Linked DNA regions of Homo sapiens: region 2 is linked to region 1. Evidence: chromatin contacts called from ENCODE Hi-C data. All regions are on one chromosome and are shown on one strand. Each heading gives the region's core, a stretch centred on a gene start or an enhancer-like site at or near the end of the contact. The rest is flanking DNA. Distances are from core to core; before and after follow the strand shown.

What was found. Hi-C counts contacts between places; a loop is a spot of excess contacts on that map. Pooled maps may share reads with other maps.
Region 2: a map of MCF 10A shows a loop between it and region 1 (6-fold over the local background). The contact joins two enhancer-like sites. A Hi-C loop is called at or near these places in 4 of 168 maps with a recorded cell type or tissue (MCF 10A, heart left ventricle and mammary epithelial cell) and 5 of 50 pooled maps.

What each region holds. Positions count from the first base shown.
Region 1 is chr17:71,973,476-71,977,238 of GRCh38, reverse strand. No RefSeq gene overlaps it. Among named protein-coding and RNA genes, the nearest start is that of ROCR, 51 kb to the left of the region's middle. Within about 2 kb of position 1,823, at least 18 of the 41 ENCODE cell types and tissues checked have a DNase peak (open chromatin) inside an H3K27ac peak, as active enhancers do.
Region 2 is chr17:72,538,207-72,541,969 of GRCh38, reverse strand. The region is part of intron 1 of LINC00673 (long intergenic non-protein coding RNA 673); the gene reads left to right. Among named protein-coding and RNA genes, the nearest start is that of LINC00673, 53 kb to the left of the region's middle. RefSeq lists a silencer at 1,368-1,617. Within about 2 kb of position 1,603, at least 12 of the 41 ENCODE cell types and tissues checked have a DNase peak (open chromatin) inside an H3K27ac peak, as active enhancers do.

The DNA of each region.
Region 1 (3,763 bases), core at 574-3,073:
CTGCCTCCCAAAGTGCTGGGATTACAGGCGTGAGCCACCGCGCCTGGCCACACTCCACTTATTTCTTACCAAGCTTATAGGTTGCTTTGTTAGATTTCTTTTTTTACTATACATATTTGATTTACATATTTAATTTATAGCAATGCTGCATAGTAAGGAGGCTATCAATTGCCACTCAGTGAATATTTAATGAATAAAAAATGAACAAAGGAAAGCAAAAAGAAGAGAAGGGAGGAAGTAGAATGTGGAAAGTTGTACACTCTCTCCTCATTGCTCTGGCAGAGGAAGCTCCATTTCCATTCTCCTTGGGAGATCTTGAACTTTATCTCCAATCTGGACCCTTCCTATTAGAAAGAAGGGGACAGTCTTGAGGGAACCATGTGTACCACCAAAGGTAGGTCATGGGGGTCAGAGGGCCACCCCCAATGCCCAGCCCCACTTGGTACAGAGGAAAACACATACCTTATGGCCTTTGTTTAAAAAAAAAAGAAAAAAAAAAAGCCCTGGTTTCTGGGAATTAGTTCATCAATAAGGCACTAAGTTATTTCAGGCTCACTTACCAAATGCCTCTCCATTGTTCAGTAGTAACTAGCACGTGCATAGTAGGTCCAGAAAATAACATTTGGCGTTTTGATGAAGGAATGAGTGCAGGAATGATGTGTTGCTAGACAGCCCAAAGAAACACCAAGAAAACACCAAAGCAAATTTAAATAGTATAGCACGATCATTTTTTGATGATGGATGGCCTCAGTACTTTAGGCCATTCAGCAGCGTTACCCTGGGATTTTGCTCTAACCCTGTTCTCCTGGCCTTGCTACCAGGGCTCATGGGGGTAAATCTGGTCAGTCTCCAAAAGAAGGAGCTGATCATGCAGATTAGGCGCGTCGTGGGACCTGCCTGCTGGCCAGAGCCACTCGGCTTCTGAAACCTTCGTGAATCAGGAAACCAGCGCTCGGCACCCTCTGCAACTGCCCTTCTGGGCTCCCTTCCATTGCTCCTCCCAGCCTCTCCCTGGAACTGGGCAGCGCTGCTTCTGGCCAGGAAAAAGGAACCTCCTCTGAGTCAGAGCTGAGTGAGTAGCAGTTGCTTCACCCCCAGCCCCCAGGGCTTGGAGAGAGACCTGCTTTGTCCGCATGAAACTGCAGGCTTGGGCCAGCGCAATAGTTTGATGTGAATAAGCAAAAAGAAAAACGACCAAAAAAAAAAAAAAAAAAAAAAAAAAAAAACAAAAAACAAACACACACACACACACACACACACACACCAACCAAAAAGCCCCCCATGTTTCTTCAGATTAGATTTAATTGAAAACAACCATCCACCCCAACCACTTTTCGTATGTTGAGCAGCTTCTCCAGTTGTGGAGTCCAGGGTCTGAGTCTGAGTCAGAGAAGGGAGCAGAGGTTGTCCCCCACCAAATCCAGAAGTGGGGGGCTGCAATGCAAGAGCTCAGGACTATAAGTCTGTAAAACGCTGTGGGCCCCTGCACAGCCAGCCCTGTCAGTCTCCCTGCATCCTCCACTGAAACGAAAGGAAATAGAGAGCCGAGCCAAGCAGAGGTATAGGGGAGCCAGGAAGCCAAGGAGGGAGGCCAGCGGCTCTCCTGCCTCAGCAGACACCCGCAGGCTGAGCGAGAGAGCTTCCCTTCCAAACACTGCAAAGAGTCTCCGAGGAGGAAAAGGATCTTGCAGAAGAGCCAGGAAGCCAGGATTGAAACTGTTGCCGGCATTGGCAGGGCCCGGGCTGGAACTGTCTGCTCTCCTATCCTCTGGCTCAGTGGGAATCCCATCGCCTCTCTGACATCATGGATGAAAATCAGCCCTGGCTTTCATGTGTTGGGACCGCCCCACCCAGCTCAGTCCGGCCAGCTGGACCCTCCCAAAACGGGTTCTCTTTTGTCAGCTGCCTTTTATAGAACTATAAAACTAAAAGTTCAAGTACGAAGCCCTTACATCAGTCATCAAAAAAGGCAGACTTCGCCTCCCAGACTCCTTCTGCCTCTTTCCCTGCATTGTGGCTTCCTGCTCTCCGGCAGAGCTGCTAGGCTGCTGGCTTCCATTTCTCAGCCTCGTAAAGATCCTATAACACCAAATGGGGCATTAACCTGCCTAGGAGGGGGTTCTGGATCTGTGCTTTGGAATTAGGGGAAAGGGAAGAGAAGGGGGGATCTTACGCTGCAACTATGTGGGGGAAAGGAAAGATACTTCTGTAATAAAGTGAAATGGCATAGAGTTGGAAACGGGAAAAGAGACAACACAGGACCACAGTCGATGAGGCAGAGTGAGACTTCCGCCAAATAACTGTGACCTTTGAAATTTCAAACTGCCTCTCTAGGCATTTGAATCTCTTGGCCAAAGCATAAGTGAGTAGGGTGGTGGAACACCAGATGATCCTATGCTCAGCAGAGTTTAAAAGGGAGGGAGTATTAAACATGTTGGAGCTTGAGAAGAAGAGTGGAATTCTCACCTCCTCAGCTCAAGACCTGGGCCGTAGTGGGCACTAGATTAATCATGGCTGCAGAAAGAAGTGAATGGCTGACCTCAATCAGTTTCAATGCCTTAACAAAAGATTGGACTAAGATTATTGATAAAGGTCTTAGTGATTCTTGGATCAATGAGATGACTTCTACGGTTTAGGAAGCTCCATGTACACTCTAAACACATAAGAAAAGTCAAAGCCAAATGGAACTCACCCAGCAGTCCAAAATGGTGGCTGGGTCAACAATGCTGCACCTATGGGATCATCGTGTTCCCTGGCTTTACCTTTGAAGCGTGTGGTCTAGCTGCAGCTTAAAGGATTAATGTGAAGTGCAAGGAAATGTGTGTAAGTTAAACCATTCTTTGCTCAAATTAGATCAGTTATCTTGACCTGATAGACTTTTTTTAAAAGGTCTAATACACGGGACCTTTCTTCTCTTGGCTTGAGATATGAATGTGCATGTTGAGCAGCAACATTCCTGTGGGTCTCTCAGATTCTATCGGGCTGTTATATAACTGGCATTATAAGATTGGAAAGGATCTTAAAGATAAGACCTGGGTCAAAGTCTTATTTATGAATGAGGTCGAGGGAGGTTAAATGACTTATGCATTGTATGTGCTTACATTTATTCATCCAATCAAAGATGATTATTCCTATTGCTCCTTTTGTTGCTATTTAGCACCTGTGCACACCAGGCATTAGTCGGTGCATTGGGAGTCAGTGCTGAACAAAGGGGGTAGGAGACAATAGTTTTTGTGGACCTTATAATTGGAGAAACTAACATTAAGCAGATGAACAAGTGTGAAAATAATACCTTTTTGGAAAATGATGAAAACAGTGAAGGAGGTGGCAGTACATTAGGCGTGATGGCCAGGGAAGGCTTTTCTAAGCAGGTGGCCTCCAAGATGAGCTCTCTGTGATGAGAGAGAGCCAGCCATGAGAAGCTCCGAGACAGAATATTCCAGGCAAAGGGATGACAAGTGCACAGGCCTTGAGGCTGGGACAGCCTAGGTACAGATCGAGCATCCCTTATCTGAATTGCTTGGGACCAGAAGTGTTTTGGATCTCAGATTGTTTTCAGATTTTTGGGCTATTTGCATACATATAATGAGATCTTGGAAATGAGAACCAAACCTATACACAAAATATATTTATGTTTTATATACACCTAGCCTGAAGGTAATTTTGTAAAATATTTTAAAATGTTGTGCATAAAACAAATTTTGCATTAAGTACTTAGGTGTGGAAGTTTCCACTCGTGGCCTCATGTCAGTGCTCAAAAAGT
Region 2 (3,763 bases), core at 354-2,853, 560 kb before region 1:
ATTCGCACAGTGCTTTGCACAGAGCAAACGCTCTATGCTTTTCCTGTAATTTCCTGTTATAGTGTTCATATTAATATGCATATTCCTGATTGGTGCTCTGAGAACTTTTCCGTTGCTGTGTTGGGTTCCTCCAGTGGTTTGTGGATGGAGATCATGGGGTGTGTTAGTCCATTTGCATTGCTATAAAGGACTATCTGAGCCTAGGTAGTTTGTAATGAAAAGAGGTTTATTTGGCTCAGGGTTCAGCAGGCTGTACAGGAAGCATGGCCCTGGCATCTGCTTGGCTTCCGGTGAGGCCCCAGGAAGCTTCCAATCATGGCAGAAGGTAAACGGGAACCAGCATGTTACATGGCAAGAGGGAAAGCAAGAGATGGGGGAAGGTACCAGGCCCTTTTAAACAATCACATCTCACATGAACTCTTTTCTTTCTTTCTTTTTTTTTTTTTTTTTTTGAGATGGAGTCTTGCTCTGTCACCCAGGCTAGAGTGCAGCGGCACAGTCTTGGCTCACTGCAACCTCTATCTCCCAAGTTCAACCAGTTCTCCTGCCTCAAGCCTCTCGAGTAGCTGGGACTACAGGTGCGTGCCACCGCGCCCAACTAATTTTTTTGTATTTTTAATAGAGATGGGGTTTCACCATGTTGGCCAGGCTGGTTTCGAACTTCTGACCTCCAGGGATCCACCTGACGTGGCCTCCCAAAGTACTGGGATTACAGGTGTGAGCCACCATGCCAAGCTCACATGAACTGTTCTAGTGAGAACTCACTCGTTACTGTGAAGATAGCACCAAACCATTCATGAGGAATCCACCCCCATGATCCGAACACCTCCCACTAGGCCCACCTCCAACACCGGAGATCACATTTCAGTATGAGATTTGGAGGGAACAAACAGCCAAACCATATCACGTGCTCTCTTCTTGAGTCACCCCATAATTTGTACCCAAAGACCAGGGGGCATATGGGATCACGTGCTGTTTCCAGGAGAGATGTGTTGTAGGTTTGTGGGCCTTGAAGGGCTGTGGGCAGTGATCCCGCCCAGATTCTCTAGACACATGTTCCAATGGTGTCCGCTCACAGACATGGACCCCAGATCTGCGCCATCCCCTGCAGGATGCCCCAGAGCAGCGAGATGCCCCCTTTGCTCTGGCGCCACTCTCTGAGAACCAAACCTTTTAAACTGTGAGCAAGTTGCTGGAGAAGAGAATGGGCCTGGGACTGCAAAAGTAACCTCTCTCCCGAAGGAGGAGACAGGATTCCCGAACATCCTCTGGGGCAGCCCTGGGTGGTGGAGTGCGCCTGGACAGCTGGTGTCCGTCTGCAGGCTCCTGCCTCAGGCCCTGGAGTGGCAGCTTGGCAGGTCCAGACCCTTCCCCAGGGACAGTTGCGGCTGGGAACCCTGGACCTCTTCCCTGGGCCTGAGCCGCTTCCCCGTGCGGCCGTTCGCCGAGTGGCCACTTGATGGCGCTGTGGCTCCACCGGGCGCGGGCGCGGGCGGAGCGGCGCGTCTGCTTCCAGCCGCCGGGCCGGTGCTGCCGCGGTCACCCCCGGCGCCTGGCTGTGCCCGGCGCGTCCGCCCTCCCGGCGCGCGGCTGGTGGGGCGCAGCCCTCGCGGCCGGTTCTGCCCGAAGCACAAAGCCACTGCTCAGAGCCAGCGCCTCCTGCTTGCAGCTCCCCAGTGAAAGAAGTTTGGGTCCTTGGTGGTGTTTTTCTCCCTGGCCTGGATGGTCCTGCAGAGGCCCCTTGCCACCTAATGACTTTATTCTTCTTAAAACATGTTTCTTTCTTTCTTTGCTTCTTGTTTTTGTTTTGATTTGTTTATTGGCCTGTACTCCGTTTCTGCCGTCTTACCAATAGCTCCTGACCAAGCCCGAGGCCTGCTAGAGAACTGTAGTTTAATTTAACCTCCACCGGCCAGGCTGGTCTGTTTCCTCTTTTCAAGCTTCCCTGCGGTTCTAACTTTGCTCCAGAAGATTCCTCCTGGAGCTTTTGCTTGGGAGAGAAAGGCGTTTGAACGCAGAGTTCAAGCGAGCTGGCCAAAATGGAATGCAAAAGAAGAAAATTTAAAAGAGAAAAGAAGGAGGCTTCTCAGAAATGAACTTTTCATCTGATTCCAAACATTCTGCAGTGCAGTTTTGTAAAAATACCAGAAAACACAAAGAAGCAAATAAAACACATCCATGATTTTGCGTCTAGAAATGGCTTTTGTATTTTAATATGTCTTTCCACGATTTATTGTCATTGCATAGATATACGTTCCCTTTCATCCCCCCGATTGGGTCAGTTTACTCATTTAGCTGGGTCGCCTGCTTTTTCATTGAACGCACTGGGAGCGTTTTTCCTTGGCAAGCTGGTTTCTGCAAGTTTCCCTCAAGTTTCCCTCAAACTCTTGAAGTTTTGCATGCAGGTCACTCCCAGGCAGGTTGCTGTGTGAGATAGCCTCACTGAAGCTGGGATTTGGACGTTTGGAAGAGGATGATTGAATTGTAGCTTCCAGGGAGGACAGAATTGTGAGCTCTTTTTGGAAGACCAGAGTTACCCATATTTGTTTAGCAAAGCGAGCAGGCCCACTTCAAGTCAGCGGTTCTCAAAGAGCCTGAGCAGGGTGCTGAATTCAGGCCTCTGAGCTTTGAGCGCCCCTCCCAGAACCCCTAGGCATCTGAATGTAGGTCGGAGGCTTCCCAGGCTGCCTGAAGTCTGGGGACTGAGAGGCGGGGCTCAGGGGTCACTGAATCAGCCCCTTCCTTGTCCCTCTGGAGGACCCCGGGATAAATGCAAAAGGCGTGTGTGTGTGTGTGTGTGTGTGTGGGTGTGGTGGGGGGATTCGGAGGTGGAGAAGGCAGATCAGGCCGCTTCTCTAGGTCTGTCCTCCCTTTGGGACAGGAGCAGTGTGGCTGCCAGAGCTGACCGCCTTCCTGCAGCTCTGAGCGTGCCGAGCCTAGCAAGCTTGTGCTTCCACCTAGAGCTGCAAAGGGCAGCGGGCAGAAACCGGGCTGGGGCTGGCATTAGCTTTCCCTCCTCCCAGTTTCTCTCCAGCGCAGCAGGGCACCTCTAGCCCAGAAAAAGAAAACTAACTTTCTCTTATTTCTGTTTTCTGCTGCTGCTAATCTCCTCCTGAAGGGTTGTGTGGCTTCTTGGGACTCTGGAAAGAAACTGCAGGGGACGAGGACAAAGGAAACAGCTACTGTAGTCACTGCAGCTATGCAGGCTCTGTGCTAGCCCTGGAAAGGCCTGGACGTTCAGGTCTGCTGTGCCGGGGGTAGGCCCCAGAACAGAGCGGTGGGCCCATCGCTCTGCAGCCACAGCTGCCAGGGCTCAAACCTTGGCTCTGCCCTTACCTGGCTTTGTGATCTTGGGGGATGCACAGGACACTCTGTGCCTCAGTTTTCTTATCTGTAAAATGGGGCAAATACCTACCAAGTCATAGGGTTGATGTAAAGTCTAGTTGAGATAATGGAGGGTAATTTCTTTTTTTTCTTAAGCTTAAATTTTGGATCCATTTTGTGTTGATTTTTGTATATTGGGTGGTAATTTCTTAGAAGCTAGAAAGTTATTAAATGCTGCTTATGAGCCAAATACTGTGCCAAGGGCTCTGTCCAGATCATTCCAGTTAATCCACCCAAGACCCCAACAGCACAGGTGTTGCTATATTTTTGTGGTGAGGAACTGAGACCCAGGGAAGTCACGGTACTTTGCCCAAAGTCACCCCGATGTCAAGCGTTAGAGCAAGAATTTGAACCCCAGAGCTTAACTCTTAACCATTTT